2 separate regions of the Homo sapiens genome follow, and region 2 is linked to region 1. The links are chromatin loops, found by intact Hi-C in ENCODE. Cell type or tissue: mammary epithelial cell. All regions are shown on one strand.

The links. A loop is a pair of places that touch in the nucleus more often than their neighbours do. Peaks named below come from ENCODE experiments on the same cell type or tissue, not always from the same donor. Only the 100,000 strongest peaks of a DNase experiment are listed, where the experiment ranks them.
Region 2: it touches region 1 in a loop (6-fold over the local background); 9 of 110 quality-filtered maps call a loop at or near these places.

Annotation. Positions count from the first base shown.
Region 1 is chr12:94,549,507-94,557,506 of GRCh38, reverse strand. It overlaps the pseudogene SUCLG2P2. Among named protein-coding and RNA genes, the nearest start is that of MIR5700, 8.3 kb to the left of the region's middle. In mammary epithelial cell, no CTCF peak of the experiment used is centred here; DNase peaks (open chromatin) are centred at 4,196 and 6,386; H3K27ac peaks cover 2,398 bases.
Region 2 is chr12:94,616,889-94,624,888 of GRCh38, reverse strand. The region is part of intron 1 of TMCC3 (transmembrane and coiled-coil domain family 3); the gene reads left to right. Among named protein-coding and RNA genes, the nearest start is that of TMCC3, 30 kb to the left of the region's middle. RefSeq lists enhancers at 2,847-3,166, 3,507-3,626, 7,651-8,000. In mammary epithelial cell, no CTCF peak of the experiment used is centred here; DNase peaks (open chromatin) are centred at 1,128, 2,168, 3,038 and 5,728; H3K4me3 peaks cover 654 bases; H3K27ac peaks cover 6,850 bases.

The DNA.
Region 1 (8,000 bases):
CTTGGGAATAAACTTAAGGAGGTGAAAGATCTGTACACTGAAAACTAGAAACCACTGATGAATGAGATTGAACAAGACACAAATAAGTGGAAAGATATCCCATGTTCATGGATTGGAATAATTATTATTGTTAAAATGTCCATACTACTCAAAGCAATCTACAGATTCAATGAAATACCAATCAAAATATCTATGACATTCTTCACATAAATAAAAAAACACTTATGAAATATATATGGGATCCCAAAAGACCACAAATAGTCAAAGCAATCTTGAACAGAAAGAAGAAAGCTGGAGGTATCACATTACCTGATTTCAAAATATATATAAAACTGTGGTAAACAAAACAGCATGATCCTTCCGTAACAACAGACAGATAGACCAATGGAACAGAATAGAGAGCCCAGGGACAGAATATTAGAAATTTAGAATTTCTGATTTTGAGTTTTCTAGGATGTTTGAAAGCCATCTTCTCAGAATAGGATGGTCAGAAGGTATAGAGAGGGACCCAGCCTTCAGTTATAGTTATGCAGCCTCCCAAGGCCTGGCTCGCTCTCTTTGGAACCTCTTTGGAACTTCAGGGGCTTGAAGATTCCCATTGGGCATAAGGAAGTTGAGATCTGCTCCCAGGTTTTAGTACTTTATATTTATACATTATTAATGCATAAATAAAAATATAATATGTAATAACGTTTACTATATATTTAGAGATGTTCAGTTCTATATGTAAATCAATTTATTTGTTTAAATTTTTAAAAATTTTGAACTGATCATAAACTTAGTGAAAAGTTGGATGTTCTGTACAAAGAATTATATTTTTCCTGAACCACCTGAGAGTAACCATCAGTTGCCAACCTGATATCCGGTCACATGCAGTTACTCTAACGTGTAATTCCTACAGATAAAGACGCTCTCCTTCAAAACCATAATACAGCTGTCAGAATCAGGAAGGTAAATAGATGTCTTACTGACATCCAGTCCTTAGACCCCACTCAAGTTTCACCAATTGTCCCAATAATTGCCTTTGCAGCAAAATGACCTAGTTCAGAATTACAGGTTACCTTTAGTTATCTCTTTTGTCTCCTGAATGAAAGAATTCCTCCCATCTTTCCTTGACTTTCATGATCATGGCACTTTTGAAGATTATAGGCCAGTCATTTTGTATAATGTCCCACAATCTGGTGTTTCTTTGTGATTAAACTCAAGTTATCCATCTTTGGCCAGAACATCACAGAAATGATACTGTTCTCATTGCATCCTGTCACATAGAGCTCAGTTTCCATTTGTCCCATTATTGATGATTTTGCTTTGATAATTAAGGTGTCTTCTAGGCCCCTTCACTGTAAAGATGTTTTGTCCCCATGAGTAATTAATGAGGATTTAGTGGAGAAGTATGTTGTACCTCCCATTTCTCACCAAACTTTCAATTTATTCATCTATTTGCTAATATTAGTATGGAATCACTGTTTCCTATTTTATTCAAAGGGTTGTAATCCATGATTATTATTCATTTTAATAACAAGTTGAACCCTGTACAGCTGTGGGAACTCATTTAAGCAATGTTTTGTGTCCTTTTGCCATGTCCTCATTATTCTTTGAGCAAGCACGTGCTCCAGGCTCATGTTGTACTTTCCTTGCCCTAGACCTAGAACTGACCGTTCTTGTAAGGAGCCTGGGTTGCATTTGGTGGAAAACTGCATTTTAAAGCCAAGATCTGGATTCTAGGTTTGCTCTGCTATTAGGGCATCACCACTCCCAGGTCGTCATAGTAGACAGGGTAGGGAATACATTTTGTATATGGATATATGTATGTGTGTATAGTATGTAATGATACAGGTACATACATAGACATCTGTTATGGACTGAATCTTTGAGTCCCCCAAAATTCATATGTTGAAGCCCTAGTCCCAATTGTGATAGTATTTAGAAATGGGGCTTGTGGAAGGTAATCAAGGTTAAATTAGGTTATTAGGGTGGGGTCTTCATGATGGCATTAGTGGCCTTATAAGAAGAGAGGGCATGGCTGGGCGAGGTGGCTCACACCTGTAATCCCAACACTCTGGGAGACCAAGGCAAGTGGATCACTTGAGGTCAGGAGTTCAAGACCAGCCTGGCCAAATGGTGAAACCGCGTCTCTACTAAAAATACAAAAAATTAGCTGGGCATGATGGCACATGCCTATAATCCCAGCTACTCGGGAGGCTGAGACAGGAGAATCGCTTGAACCTGGGAGGCAGAAATTGCTGTGAGCCAAGATTGCACCACTGCACTCCAGCCTGGGCAACAGAGCAAGACTTCGTCTCAAAAAAAAAAAAAAAAAAAGAGCAGCAGTCTCTCTTTCTCATTCTCTCTTTCTGTCCCATGATGTAAGGACACAGTGTGAAGGTAGGGAGCAAGCCAGGAAGAGGGCCCTAGCCAGCATCTTGATCTCGGACTTCCCAGTCTCCAGAACTATGGGCAATACATGTCTGTTGTGTAAGCCACCCAATCTAGTGTATTTTGTGATAGTAACCTGAGCTGACTAAGACAATGTCTGTATTTATTTATATACTTATATGCATTTATATAAAAATTTAAATCTCTGCTGATTTCTGCATCTATGTCTATATTGAAAATCATGAGTGCGCACTAATACCTCCAATACCAATCAACACCTCTGGGTTTATTCAAGCTCTCCTTTCCATATTTGTAACTTCTTTCTCCTACAGTGAAAGCACGGACTTCCATTGTCTCTAACATATTTACTCATTTTCTCCACTCCCTCTGTATAACAAATTTCCCATCTCTGCTGCCCACATCTCCACCATGTGGGTGATGGTTGGGTACTAACAGTGCTGACTGCCTCGCCCTACTTGGATCTAAGACAACCTTGCTGGTGGCCCCAGTGCATGTACCTCCCTGCCACCCTCTCTGGCTTTGACACATGCTCCAGGCTGCCCATTCAAGGAAGCCCTCTTCCACCCTTCTGGATTGATGACTCTGCCGGGTACCCCCTCCCCTGTGTCCTCCTCCCCATGCCTGAGCTCGGCCACCCTGCTCTAGGCTACCAGCCCCTCCCACCATGGGTCCCTGCCTTACTCTGTTCAACTAACTGCTAATGGCTTTAAAACTGAATTATTCTGGAAGGAAAGGGAACAAGGAAAGGAAGAGCATTTTATTGTGGGTTTTTTCCTGATTATTTTAGTAATACAAAATGACTTGGAGACATTTGGGGAAATATAGAAGAGACAGAGAAAGATAAAAATCCGCATTAATTCTTCCACCTAGAGAAAACCATTATTATCCCTTTCCCTCCAAAAACGTTGAACTTAAACAAAAACAACCTTCACCACCCAACCCTACCCACGAAACTACTACTTTCCTCAGTTGAGAAAAGAATATATGCACATGCCGGGCACGGTGGCTCACGCCTGGAATCCCGGCACTTTGTGAGGCCGAGGCAGGCGAATCACGAGGTCAGGAGTTTGAGAACAGCCTGGCCAACGTGGCGAAACCTTGTCTCTGCTAAAAATATAAAAATTGGCCAGGCATGGTGGCCCGCACCTGTAATCCCAGCTGCTCGGGGAGGCTGAGGCTTGAGAATTGCTTTAACCCAGGAGGCGGAGTTTGCAGTGAGCTGAGATTGCACCATTGCACTCCAGCCTGGGCGACAGAGTGAGACTCCATCTCAAAAAAAAAAAAAAAAAAAAAAAAAAAAAAAAAAGAATATGTGCACATGGTTGAAAAATTCAGAAGTAACCTTCCTTCCCACCCAGATCCCCAAGACCCCTCCCCAGATGCAACTGTTGATATCTGTGTATTGTGTATTCTTCCAGCTATTTTCTATGCATATATAATATATGTTTACTCCATTTCTCAACCAAATTGAATTTTACCTTTCTTACATATTTCCTCTTAGTCTTTTTGCTCTGCATGTATATAATCTAGCAAAATATGAACTTTTTCCTATAAGTTGTCACTTGAAGTGCCTGCACAATTTTCCATCATGTATGTGTTTCATTGGTTTCATCTCCTGTTGTTGGGTATCTGCAGTTTTTTACTATCATAAATGATGGGCTTTGTCTTTATTGTGCCAGGGGAGTCATGAAGCCAACCCAGCACAGTGAAGCAGTTCAGCTGCTTTTGGTGGCTAGTAATAGAATGTTGAGCCAAAACTGGCTAAAACAATAGAGGTTTATTTTTCTCAATAATAAGCATTCCAAGGCCGGGTGCGCTGGCTCACGCCTGTAATCCCAGCACTTTCGGAGGCTGAGGCTGGTGAATCATCTGAGGTCAGGAGTTCAAGACCGGGCTGGCCAACATGTTGAAACACCGTCTCTACCAAAAAAAAAAAAAAAAAAAAAAATTAGCCAGGCATGGTGGCTCATGCCTATAATTCCAGATACTTGGGAGGTTGAGGCACAAAAATTGCTAGAACCCGGGAGGCAGAGGTTGCAATGTGTTGAGATCGTGCCACTGTGCTCCAACCTGGGGGACAGAATGAGACTCTGTCTCAAAAAAAAAAAAAAAAAAAAAAAAAAAAAAAAGCATTCCAGAGGTGGGTGATTAAACCAGTTTTGCCCAAGATGCTAAAACACAGAAGATAACATTTCAAAGCCAAGTCACTATAGGTAGAATTTCCAAAGCGCAGGTTTGAGGGCCTCTCCCTGTGTTCCTGAACTCCTCACCCTTTTCAGGATTGAGAGAGGGGAAAGAGAAGATTCTTCAACTGTTTTTTTTCTTCAGATTTCTTCTGAGGTGCCCAGGATGGAGGTTTTACTGCCCTCAACTTAAGGCAGGTCTCAGACAGAGCATTGAGACCTACTTCTTGACTGACAAGTGAGAGAGCTATCGAGACCTGTGGCTGCCAGACAGGAGGCCTATGCTGGAGGCAGCCACTGTGATGCTGAGTGCTTCTCCGGCTCTGGCATGCAGCACTCAGGAGAGAAATGCTGCTAGTCCAATGAGGGCAGGGGATCCCCTCAGAAGAAAGTGGGAAGTGGGCACAGCACCCCTGTGAGGCTGAGGGAGGAGACCCCAGGACAGATGCATCCCCTCAAGAGACCTGCAGGGAATCCCGGAGTAGCAATCTCCTAAGAGCCTGCAGAAGTATCCGTGAGAAAAAAATCAGTTGGGTCACAACAGAGACCCCAGCTGGCTTTTAGCAGTACCCACTTAGGAAAGACTCTACCGGTTGTCTTTCCCACGCCCTGGCCCTAAGGGATCAAGCACACCCTAGCAGCCTCGTAGGGGTGAGCGTTGGGTGGAAGGAGAAGAAGCATGAGGCAGAAAAAGAAAGAAACACCAGCCATGGCCTCTTTACACTTCAGGCTGTGGGCCTGAGACAGGCCTGGTGATGGAACGGAGACACGATGCAAAATCAGATTCAGGCTTTTATTCATCTTGTACTATTCTGATTCCACAACTGCAAATCTGTTGGCTAGGGAAAGTGACTTTGGGTTATCTGTTACCTGAGGGTGAGGACAAAAGTCATGGACCTGCCAGAGTTTTCATCCAGTAGGGGAATATCACCCCACTGAAGAGTTTCCAGGGCCAATGGGAGCAACAGTAGAGTTCATTTTCATCACACCTAATGAGCTGTGTCCTTGACATTCCAGTTACAAGCAGAGCTAAAGTGGCTGAAGCAACAGAGGTTTATTTTTATTTTTATTTTTTGAGACGGAGTTTCACTCTTGTCGCCCAGGCTGGAGTGCAGTGGCACGATCTCAGATCACTGCAACCTCCACCTCCCGGGTTCAAGCAATTCTCCTGCCTCAGGCTCCCGAGTAGCTGGGATTACAGGTGCCCACCACCACACCCGGCTAATTTTTGTATTTTCAGTAGAGACGGGGTTTCACCATGTTGGCCAGGCTGGTCTCGAACTCCTGACCTCAGGTAATCCACCCACCTCGGCCTCCCACAGTGCTGGGATTATAGGCATGAGCCACCGCACCCGGCCGAGGGTTTATTTTTCTCACCTAAAAAGAAGTTGGGAGGCAGGTGGCTGCAGGGTTGATTTATTAGCTCAGTGAAGGCCAAGGACCATGCTCAGCCGTCCTCTTGCTCTTGCTCTACTGGCCTCCGTCTATCAGTAATGTCTCCCCTCCTGGCCACAAGATGGCTGCCCTGGATCCAGGCATCACATCCTCACACAGAAAAACATGCTAGACAGGCTCTCCTTCCCTTTTACAGAGAGGAAAATCTCTTCTAGAAGTGCCCCCGAAAGACCAACTTTATGACTCTTGAGCCAGAACTTGGTCACATGTCCATCCCTCCAGCACATTTCCTGAACGTCTCCACTTCCTTACTGCCTAAGTTTCCTCAAACCACTGTAAACTAGAATCAGTACCTCCCTCCCAAGAATTGCATCCAATGAGGTCATCGACCACCTAATTGCCAAAACCAGTGCATGCATTTCACAGCCTGGCCTTACTTGGTTTCTAGATTGGTCAACACTGGAGACCTCTTCCTGTTCTTTGAAGCTTAATCCCTTAGGGTGTTTTCTCTCCAGGTCTCCGTGTACCTCTCCACCACTCTTCAGGGTTCTGTGGCTCCCCGTCCTTCCTACACACCCTCTGTGGACCCAGCTGCCGCCTGTGTGGCAAATACTACTACAGTTACATAGCTAGTAGCATCTACCTCTTTTATAAGCAGTGGATCTATATTTTAAATTTCTTATATAATATTGGTTCAGGATGTTCCTAGAGAACCTCAAACGAAAACACCAAGGTCATTGTTTTTTCCCTTACACCAAGTCTGCTCTTTCTGTACTCTTTATTTCCATTAAAAGGCACCACCACCACCCAAGCTAGAAACCTCAGAACCATCTTCCTTGTCATTACCACCATCAACCCATGTCAATTCTACCTTCTAAATACATCTCAAAATCATCATCTCTCCATCTCAACCGCAGCTGCACTAGTTCTGGTCCAGTTCTTCCCAGGACAGTTCTAACAGCCTTTTTTTTTTCTTTTACAACTTACAAAACATAATTTTATTTAAACTTGTATAGATAAAAATCTACCAAAATTTAAACAAAAACTTTATCCAAATCCTTTCCCACAACAAAATTGGACATCATGGAAAAAAAAAACATTCAGATAAGGTTCCCATCTTTCTACCATCAACTGGTAGATCCTGGGAGGATGAGGTGTAAGAGATAAACGAGGAGAGAAGATACTGATACCCAACACAATTTGATCTTCAGTGTTGTCTCATCTTGAAATGACTTAATAACAGAGATTTCCATAAGAATCAGGATTCATTTTTGACCCAAAAATGGAAGCTTCCACTCCAAAGTCACAAATAAGGTTTCTGGTTTTATTTTTAGTGTGAGGTAAACAGTATATTCAATATTAAACCAAATGGTAAAAACACATGGATGGTATATTAATGCAGACCTTCCATTATTAAGTATATTTTGGAACACTCATGGATTTTTCAAACATATGTTGGAATTAGAAACCTGTAAAATCTGCTGCAGTGTGTAATAGCTATTTGTTTGAATGTCTTGGCAGTGCCTTTTTAGTAGCTAATGTTCAGTGTAATCTTGTGCCTTTTTAGTAATTAATATATTAAATATAATCTTGTCTGAGTTTTTAAATGGTCTGTTCTTCTTTTTCATTATGTAGGATTAGATGCCCACCAAAATTCTTGTAAATGAAGCAGGACCCGATTTCAAATTCTGTCTATACACACAATATTTGGTCACATAGACCGCTCCCCAAAGTCTGCAAAACACTGCCTACTGGGCAGGCTTACAGTGACAGAAAAGTATGAGAATACGAGATATTATTTTTATAAAGACTAAAATCAGATTTAGGCTGTCTAGATAGCTTATTCCAGAAAACACAGATTTAAGATTTTTCAGTGATTCTTGCCTTCACCCCCCCTTTTCCTCCCCAACGAGATAACCATTTCTTTCACAATGATGAACCATCCCTTTTTATGGAAAAATGGCTTTGTTTCTCCATCGGATCAGGACAAAGACATCACTTCTTGGCCACACTGGCCACAGCCTT
Region 2 (8,000 bases), 67 kb before region 1:
GATTACAGGCATGAGCCACCGCACCTGGCCCATTTTCGAACATTTTCATCAGCTCAGAAAGATACCCTTAGCAGTTATTCTTCATTTCCCCCTCTCTTAAAAGGTTCACGCATGTTGTAGCATGAATCAGTACTTTATTTCTTTTTATGGCTGAACAATATATTTTTTTTTAATTTTGAGACAGAATCTCACTGTAGCCCAAGCTGGAGTGCAGTGGTGTGATCTCGGCTCACTGCAACCTCTGCCTCCCAGACTCAAGTGATTCTCGTGCCTCAGCCTCCTGAGTAGCTGGGACTACAGGCGTACGCCACCACGCCTGGCTAATTTTTTCGTTTTTTAGTGGAGACGGGTTTTCACCATGTTTCCCAGGGTGGTCTCAAACTCCTGAGCTCAGACGATCCACCTGCCTCAGCCTCCCAAAGTGCTGGGATTACAGGCATGAGCCACCATGCCTGGCCATGGCTGAATAATATTTCATTGTATGGATATGTGACATTTGGTGGACATTTGGGTTGTTTTCACTTTTTGGCTATGAAGAATAATGTTGCTATGAACACTTCTGTGTAAGTTTTTGTGGGGGTATATGTTTTTATTTCTCTTGGGTACATACCTAGAAGGAGTGTTGCTGGGTCATATGGTAATTCTGTTTAACCTTTGGAGGAACTGCCAGAGTGTTTTCCAAAGTGGTTGCACCAGTTTATATTCCCACTACCAGTGTATGAGGGTTCTGATTTCTCCACATCCTCACCAGTGCTTATTATTATCTGTCTTTTAATTACAGCCATCCTAGTAAGTATGAAGTGGTATCGTATTGCAGTTTTGGGTGATTTTAAAAATTTCTTTTAATGAAAGCAGTTGTTATAATCTTTGTACATGAAATAGGTAAATTTTCTTTAGCTGAGAGGCTGGTATAATTAATAATATAAATTATAACTTTTGTGGCTTGCCACATTCCTTCTTACTAGTCATTTCTTGAAGCTGGTTGTCCAAAACCAGGTTGGAGAAACTGTTGTGGTTTGCATGGCTTGACTTTTACTTTGCCGATGGTACTGCACATGAAAAGGCCACCCAGAGCTTCCTGGTCCTCCCCACCATGAGGTCCAGGGTTGGAAGGCTCTGGGCCGTGGCCCAACCTCTGGAAGGGTGTAATGGGTGCCTAGCCCACACGTGTTTCCTTAGGCAAGTAGCCAGGGCATTTATTCGGGATTCCCCCAAGGGGTAGCTGGTGTTGTATAGACGTGGTGGTAGTTGTACGTGGGTGTAGCCAGACTGGCCCCTGTGCCGGTAAAGATGGACACCGTGCTCTCTTTACAGCCAAGCTTTACAGGCTGTGAATTCGCTCCTGAAGAATAAGAAGCATAACAAAATGTACAACACCTGTGAGAGCAGAAATAAGTGCTGGTTGAATGAAGGAATAGCTCTGGCTTTGGGAGCCAGGCAGCATTCTAGCCTGGTAGCTTGAACAAGCTGCTTAAGTACTTAAGCTTTCTGAGCCTTGGTCCCTCATCTGCCAAACAGAGGTGGCATTGCCTCAGTTACAGGGTCCTGACGTGATGACGTAAAAGTGCCCAGCTCATGGTAGGCACTCAACAAATGTTAATTCTCTTCCCTTAAGTAGCTCTGCTCAGTCCACTCTGCTTAGTCTCAGATTTTTTTTTTTTTTCCTGCAGATTTAGTCCAGGTCCAGAACACAGGATTGATTGTATTGTTTAGAATATCTTTTCTTTTCAGAGAAATAATGAGCTCTTGGCAACATTAAGTATTGATGGAAATGAATATTGCAATTTGGCAGCTGCTGATTGACACATGTTTGCTAAACAGCTACTCAAATTTCAGAAAGCTTGCCTAGAAGAAGAAGAAAAGTAAGATATCCCAAGAATATTTTTTACCTTCTTTGCCTAGGTATTTATTTGTAAAATCATTTTCTTTGGAAAGTTCCAGCTGAAACATGAGCTAGCTTTGGCTGAAGAGTTCAGGTGAGCCTACATAAAAGATTAAACTTCAGTAAATACAGAAGTGTTGAGGTTTTTTTGGAGCCTCTTTGCCTTGTAATTTTTTTTTTTTTTTTAAGAAAGAGCTGGTCTTTTGGTCACTGGGTCTTTTTTTATATCTGCAGGGAAGTCATAGTAACAGGCTCCGTGTCTGATTGGGTTCCATGGCAACAAAGGGTTGTGACTTTATTAAAGGAGAGTTGAGCATGCCAAGAAAGATAAAAATCAGAGTATGGAAAATGTCCGACCAGATGAATGTGTTTTTTGGATCACATGTGCCCTGGACTAGAAAGGTTTCCTGAGTCGACATCAGTCTCCATTACAGATTTGAATCGCACTGGGTTATCATTAAGGTCATAGGGATCAGTGCTTATTTTAAAAAAGAAATCCATCTACTTCTTTGCTTTTACCCATTCATTCTTCCTTTTTTAATGTCTCGGTATATTTACAAAAATCAAAACAGTGATGGTAAGTACCTAACAAGAGAGGATTCTGGCTTTTCAAGGGAGAAAAGAAATATAACATATTCTTTGTGGAACTGATTATAGCTGTATGTTGTGAGATCGTGTGGGAGGGCCAATTAGAGGCAATTATATCTCGATTGAACTCTCCCTGAATTAAAGCTTGCTGGATGCTTTCCAAGCTTGGGGGGTTTGGTTTCCCATCCATGTTTCTCTTTGATGGGTTTGGAGATCCTGGTTTCAGGCCATGGGTGTGGAGTACTCCTCTCTCCCAAAAGTAAGGAGCAGGCTGTTGCCATAACCAAAAGTGTGTGGTAATTAGAGGTCTTTTGCTGAAGGTACTAATATTTGACCAAGAAATGGTGTGATCCGAAAACTTTGAATTGTCCTGTGTTCCCGCTTCACCTGGTTGTTAACTGTGTGGGGCTGGGTTTACTTTTCTATGAAATGTACAATTGTATATTTCTCCTACTGATACTGAAAGTGAAAGAATTCCGAGGGCAGGTTGACGTTGGACACTTTACCATGTCAGTCATCCTTTAAACCAGTGGTGCGTTCTGACATGCCCCTGGGTTCAGGCTTTATTAATCACTTGGGGCCTCTTCCTGGTGAATCAGAAACTGCACAGATACTGGGGCTCTCATGATTACACATAATATAACAAGCAGTATTGGTCTAAGAGGGAAGAATTAGCTCACCAGGTTTCACAGCTCCCAGCTATCATTAATCAGCTATAAGTCCTTGGTGAAATCACTTAAACTTCTTGGGCCTTGATTTCCTTATCTTAAAATGAGTTTGACCTAAATTGGTGTTTCCTAACTTTCCTGTTTAGATAAAGAACCTGGGGTACTGCAGAACCTCCAGTAGAGATTTCCTGATTCACTGGTCTGGGGAGTGGGAAAGATCACTGGGGCTCCATCCACTCTTAACAATTTGGTGTTCGGGATATACTGATCTAGCTCAATAGTTTCAAACTACTTGGACATAAGAATGGGGTGGAGGTGGGAGGTAGAAAGGCGGCTGTCAGATGCACAGTCCAGGTTCTGTCCCTGAGATTGCCTGAAGCTGTAGCTTGAGAAACACCAGCCCCAAAGGCTCTTCCACATACTGGTCCTCACTTCCTCGAAGGAGCCAGAAGAGCTGTGTCAACTGAGAGAGCCTGGTGGGTTTGCTTACCCGCAGTGTTAACTCTAAACCCCATATCAGTGTTTGAGAAAGTTACTTATTTTAAAATCTTAGAGTACTGCAATAGTTTGTTCATAGAATTCTCTGTGCTGTGTTTCTTTTGGATAACACAGCGTTTTCTAAGCATGGTTACTTTAGGTGTGCACGAGGCAATGCCAGCCACATCCAAATTACCTGTGGAGCTTGTTAAAAAATATACAGAAGATTCAATGTGTCCTTCATAGGGCCTGGGCATCAATCTTGCTTAAGACCTGAAGGATTTTGTGTTCTTTTTAAGGTTTAGGGCAAAACCTTACAAACTGACCCTACCCTAATTTCCTCAGTGAAATCGACTTTAAGTATAAACACGCATGTTTAGCACAAGGGGAATGGTTTACATTGAGCCACTTAGATTGTAGAAGAGTCAGCAACACATAAAGTGCCTTAGAGAAAAATACCCTGACCTGGTTAATGATTAAACCATTAACTGCTAAAGCAGACCCATTCTAATGTATATCTGGTCTATACAGTTTCTATTTGTGCCTAGTTTTTCTAGTTCGTGTTTAGCAAAGATTAAGTGATATTGTTTAATGAAGTGTTTAGTAGCTCTAAATGATAAAGGTTCACATTTTTTTCTATTAAGTAGCTTAAGTGTGAATTCATTTGAAAAAAAAAAAATTCCACAGGCCCTGCACAGTAGCTCATGCCTGTAATCCCAGCACTTTGGGAGGCCGAGGCAGATGGATCACCTGAGGTCAGGAGTTCAAGACTAGCCTGGCCAACATGGTGAAACCCTGTCTCTACTAAAAATACAAAAATTAGCTGGGCATGGTGGTGGGCTCCTGTGATCCCAGCTACTCGGGAGGCTGAGGCAGGAGAACCGCTTAAACTTGGGAGGCGAAGGTTGCAGTGAGCCGAGATCGCGCCATTACACTCCAGCCTGGGCGACAGAGCAAGACTCTGTCTCAAAAAAAAAATAATAATTATTAAAAAAAAAAAATTTCCACAGTACTAAAGGGCTTAAAGCAAAATTAAAGTGTCTTTTTCCAGCTTCTTGTCCTTTTCCCCAGAGATAGCAATGATAATAATGTTATGTTTCTTTTTTTTTCTTGAGACAGTCTCGCTTTTGTTGCCCAGGCTGGAGTGCAATGGCACTATCTTGGCTCGCCGCAACCTCCGCCTTCCGGGTTCAAGCGATTCTTCTGCCTCAGCCTCCCCAGTAGCTGTGATTACATGCACCCGCCACCACGCCCAGCTAATTTTGCATTTTTAGTAGAGACAGGGTTTCTCCATGTTGGTCAAGCTGGTCTCGAACTCCCGACCTCAGGTTATCCACCTGCCTCGGCCTCCTGAAGTGTTGGGACTATAGGCGTGAGCTACTGCGCCTGGCTGCAATGTTATGTTTCTTATGTGTCTTTACAGAAATAGTCTTGACACAAAATATACATATCTATTATTTATTTAACCAGTCGCCTATTGATATGCGATTTAAGTTCCTCCCAGGATGATGTTTTTTCATGTTTCTTTTGCTTTGTAATACTGTATTGAAAACTTGTGTACATTTTTCTCTATAACCATATTTAGATAAATTTCCAAAAGCAAAACTGTTAGGTCAAAGGGCATGTGCCTTTTAAATGAGAATAGAGGCAAACACATTGTCCTCCCAAAGGTTGCACCAATTTGTAGGATAAATCTTTTATTTTCAGAAGGATTCCTGGGCTCAGCTGAGTCTGATGCAGCAGGCAGCTATCCATGTCTACTAACCACAGGAAACTCAGGGGCCTCTGCCTGGAGGAATGACATGAGCTATGAGAAAGAGGAGAATGTAAAAGGTGTTTAAAGAGTTCAGAGAGAGAAAAAGCTAGGGACTGGCTTAGTAGGGAATCCTGAATTTACAAGGAGAGTGCTTTGGGTCATAGGTTGCAGGTCCTGATCTGGGTTTTGAAGAAAGTAAGGCAGCCCTGGGGCATAAGGTAATAGTGAGAAAATCCTGCTCTAGATCAGGCAAACCATTTCCTGGATGTGACCTGCTCCTGTAGTAGAAGCCGTAAAGCAATTTTGAGTGAAGCATCATAATAGCACGGAGATGCTGTTCATTTTAAACACCACCTCCAGTGTGAGTCATGGTGGAGTCAGACGTGTGTAAGTGTGTGTAATGCATATGTCAAAGTCATGTTTAAAGGGAAAGGATTACGTCTCAGTAGTCTCTCCCTGAGACTCTGCACCTCTCGTCAGTGTCTGAGGAATAACTCAAGTAGACCACGGGCTGGGTGCCATGGGGAAGTTGCCACCTCAATGGCAGATTCCATCTAATGTGGCCATCTGTCTGCTTTCATTTTTCCCCCTATTGGCAGTGGGGTAGGAGAGCATCTTGTAGACACGACAAAAAGTTGAGTCTATTCACAGCTGGGAAGTTCAAGTCTATTCAAGGCAGAGAAGAACTGGAAGGTATCTTGGTTCTATATGTCAGTGGGGTGTCAAAATCTTAGAGGTTGGCTAAGAAGGATGGAGATGTGTATTGTGTGTTTAATGGGAACCACCCAGAGTTCAGAAACATCCTAGAGAATCAAGAACCTCAGGTTCAGACTACATATGTGAGCGAGGAGGAACTTGTTCTTCCTCGGCCCTTGGGGACCAAAGTGTCCTCTCAAACTGGTCATGCTTGAGGCATGTCACATGTGCCCAGGTTGAAGACAGCCAGGAATAAGAGTAGTCCTAAAGACCATTAGCTCTGAATTGGATCATTGTCTACGTTTAATCCAAATGATTAAATGAGCCAAACAGTGAGCTTTGAGGCAGTTGCCACATCATTCTGTATTAGAAACTTGGGCAGGTTTTTAAAAAAGATATTTGTGACTGAGACACAGAATGTGAGGTAGGTATACTGAACTGGGCTATGGGTGAATGGATGGGAATATATGAAGCTACCAGGGAAGAAGGGGGAAGGAAGAAGTGATCCTGAATGTATTTTAGGAGCTAAGCTGGAGATGAAACAAAATATCTAGTGACCAAGATATTTTCAGACTAGGAAGGCAGCCGTAAAAATAGGTAAAGACAAGTTAGATCCCAAATTTAAAGGCAAACGCTGAAGAAAAATGAACAAGCTTAGCTCTGTGGAACTGAATTATGTATGCCTTACTGGTCAGTCTGGTTTTAAAAATCTTATTGTAGTTTTAAAATATTCATTTTAAGAGTTAGAATTAGCAAAATGACCTAGCAAAGAAAGTATATACGTCTCATATACGGAGTGTACTATTGACTTAACATTTGGTTTAAGGCAAGATCCATTTGCTGGAATTCATTATTTAACATGACTTAAGACCTTTACTTGAACTGAGCCAGAGGATAGAGGCTATGCAATATTAACTTTGATAGACACTCTTCCTCTTAAATATTACAGTAGAGTTTTCACAGAGTAGGCTTTGACTAGCCTTTATTAGGCTGACAAAATTCTCCCTCTTTTCCAAACCCCACTGCCCTTTTCTCTCCATCCCACCCCCAACACAGAGTTAAATCAACACCACTTAAGCCACATAGCAATTTTGAGATCTTTGCATTTGTTATTTAATGTCAAAAGCAGGAAACCCCTGGTCCCCCAGAACAGTCTGGCCTTAGTTTTTCATATGACTTGTGGCAATTCAAATATTTGAGAATCTGTGCCTACAAATATGGTCAAAAGGGATTTAAAGATGAGTGACAGCAAGAAAACTTATAATCTGCTGCAAAGGTTAAGTACTCAATTATAATACAAAGCAGTATATGATCACAAAAGGGCAAGAGGAAAATATTAAATCTCTTCTGTTTGCCATGACATCATGTCCTTTTCTGATTTCATTAAATCCCAAAAGGAATTTCCTTAGGTGAGACCAGAGTCCCAAAAAGGTTAATTTACTTGCCCCAGGTCGTATAGCTGCTAAGAGGCAGAAGCTGGGATTTGATTAGGTCTGGTTGTCTATGCTTGTCTCCTCAGAGAGTTGCCTAAGGCGCTGTCACCAATGGGCTCCAGTGCTGTTTCCTCTGTCCCTTTCTCTCTCTGTTCATCAGGACGTCTGTGTTTGAAGGTCCCATAGGAACCTTAAGTTTATCATGTCTGAGGCTGAAAATTCCTCTTGCCTATCTTGTGAATAAGCTTAGCTACCAGAAGGAATGAAACAGAAGTGGGGTTTTCCTTGACTCGTCCCTTCACCCCCACATCCAGGTGGTGGCAAGTCCTCTCATTCCACCTCCTTCATAGACCTCTCACGACCACCCTACATCCAGCCTTCACCAGCTCTTGCCATAGATTGCTGCAGCAGGCTCCAGGCTCCAGTTGGCTCCATGGAAATGCATTTTCCATCTTGCTTTCTCAGAAGGACTTGTTTAAAACAGGATGTGATCATCCTAA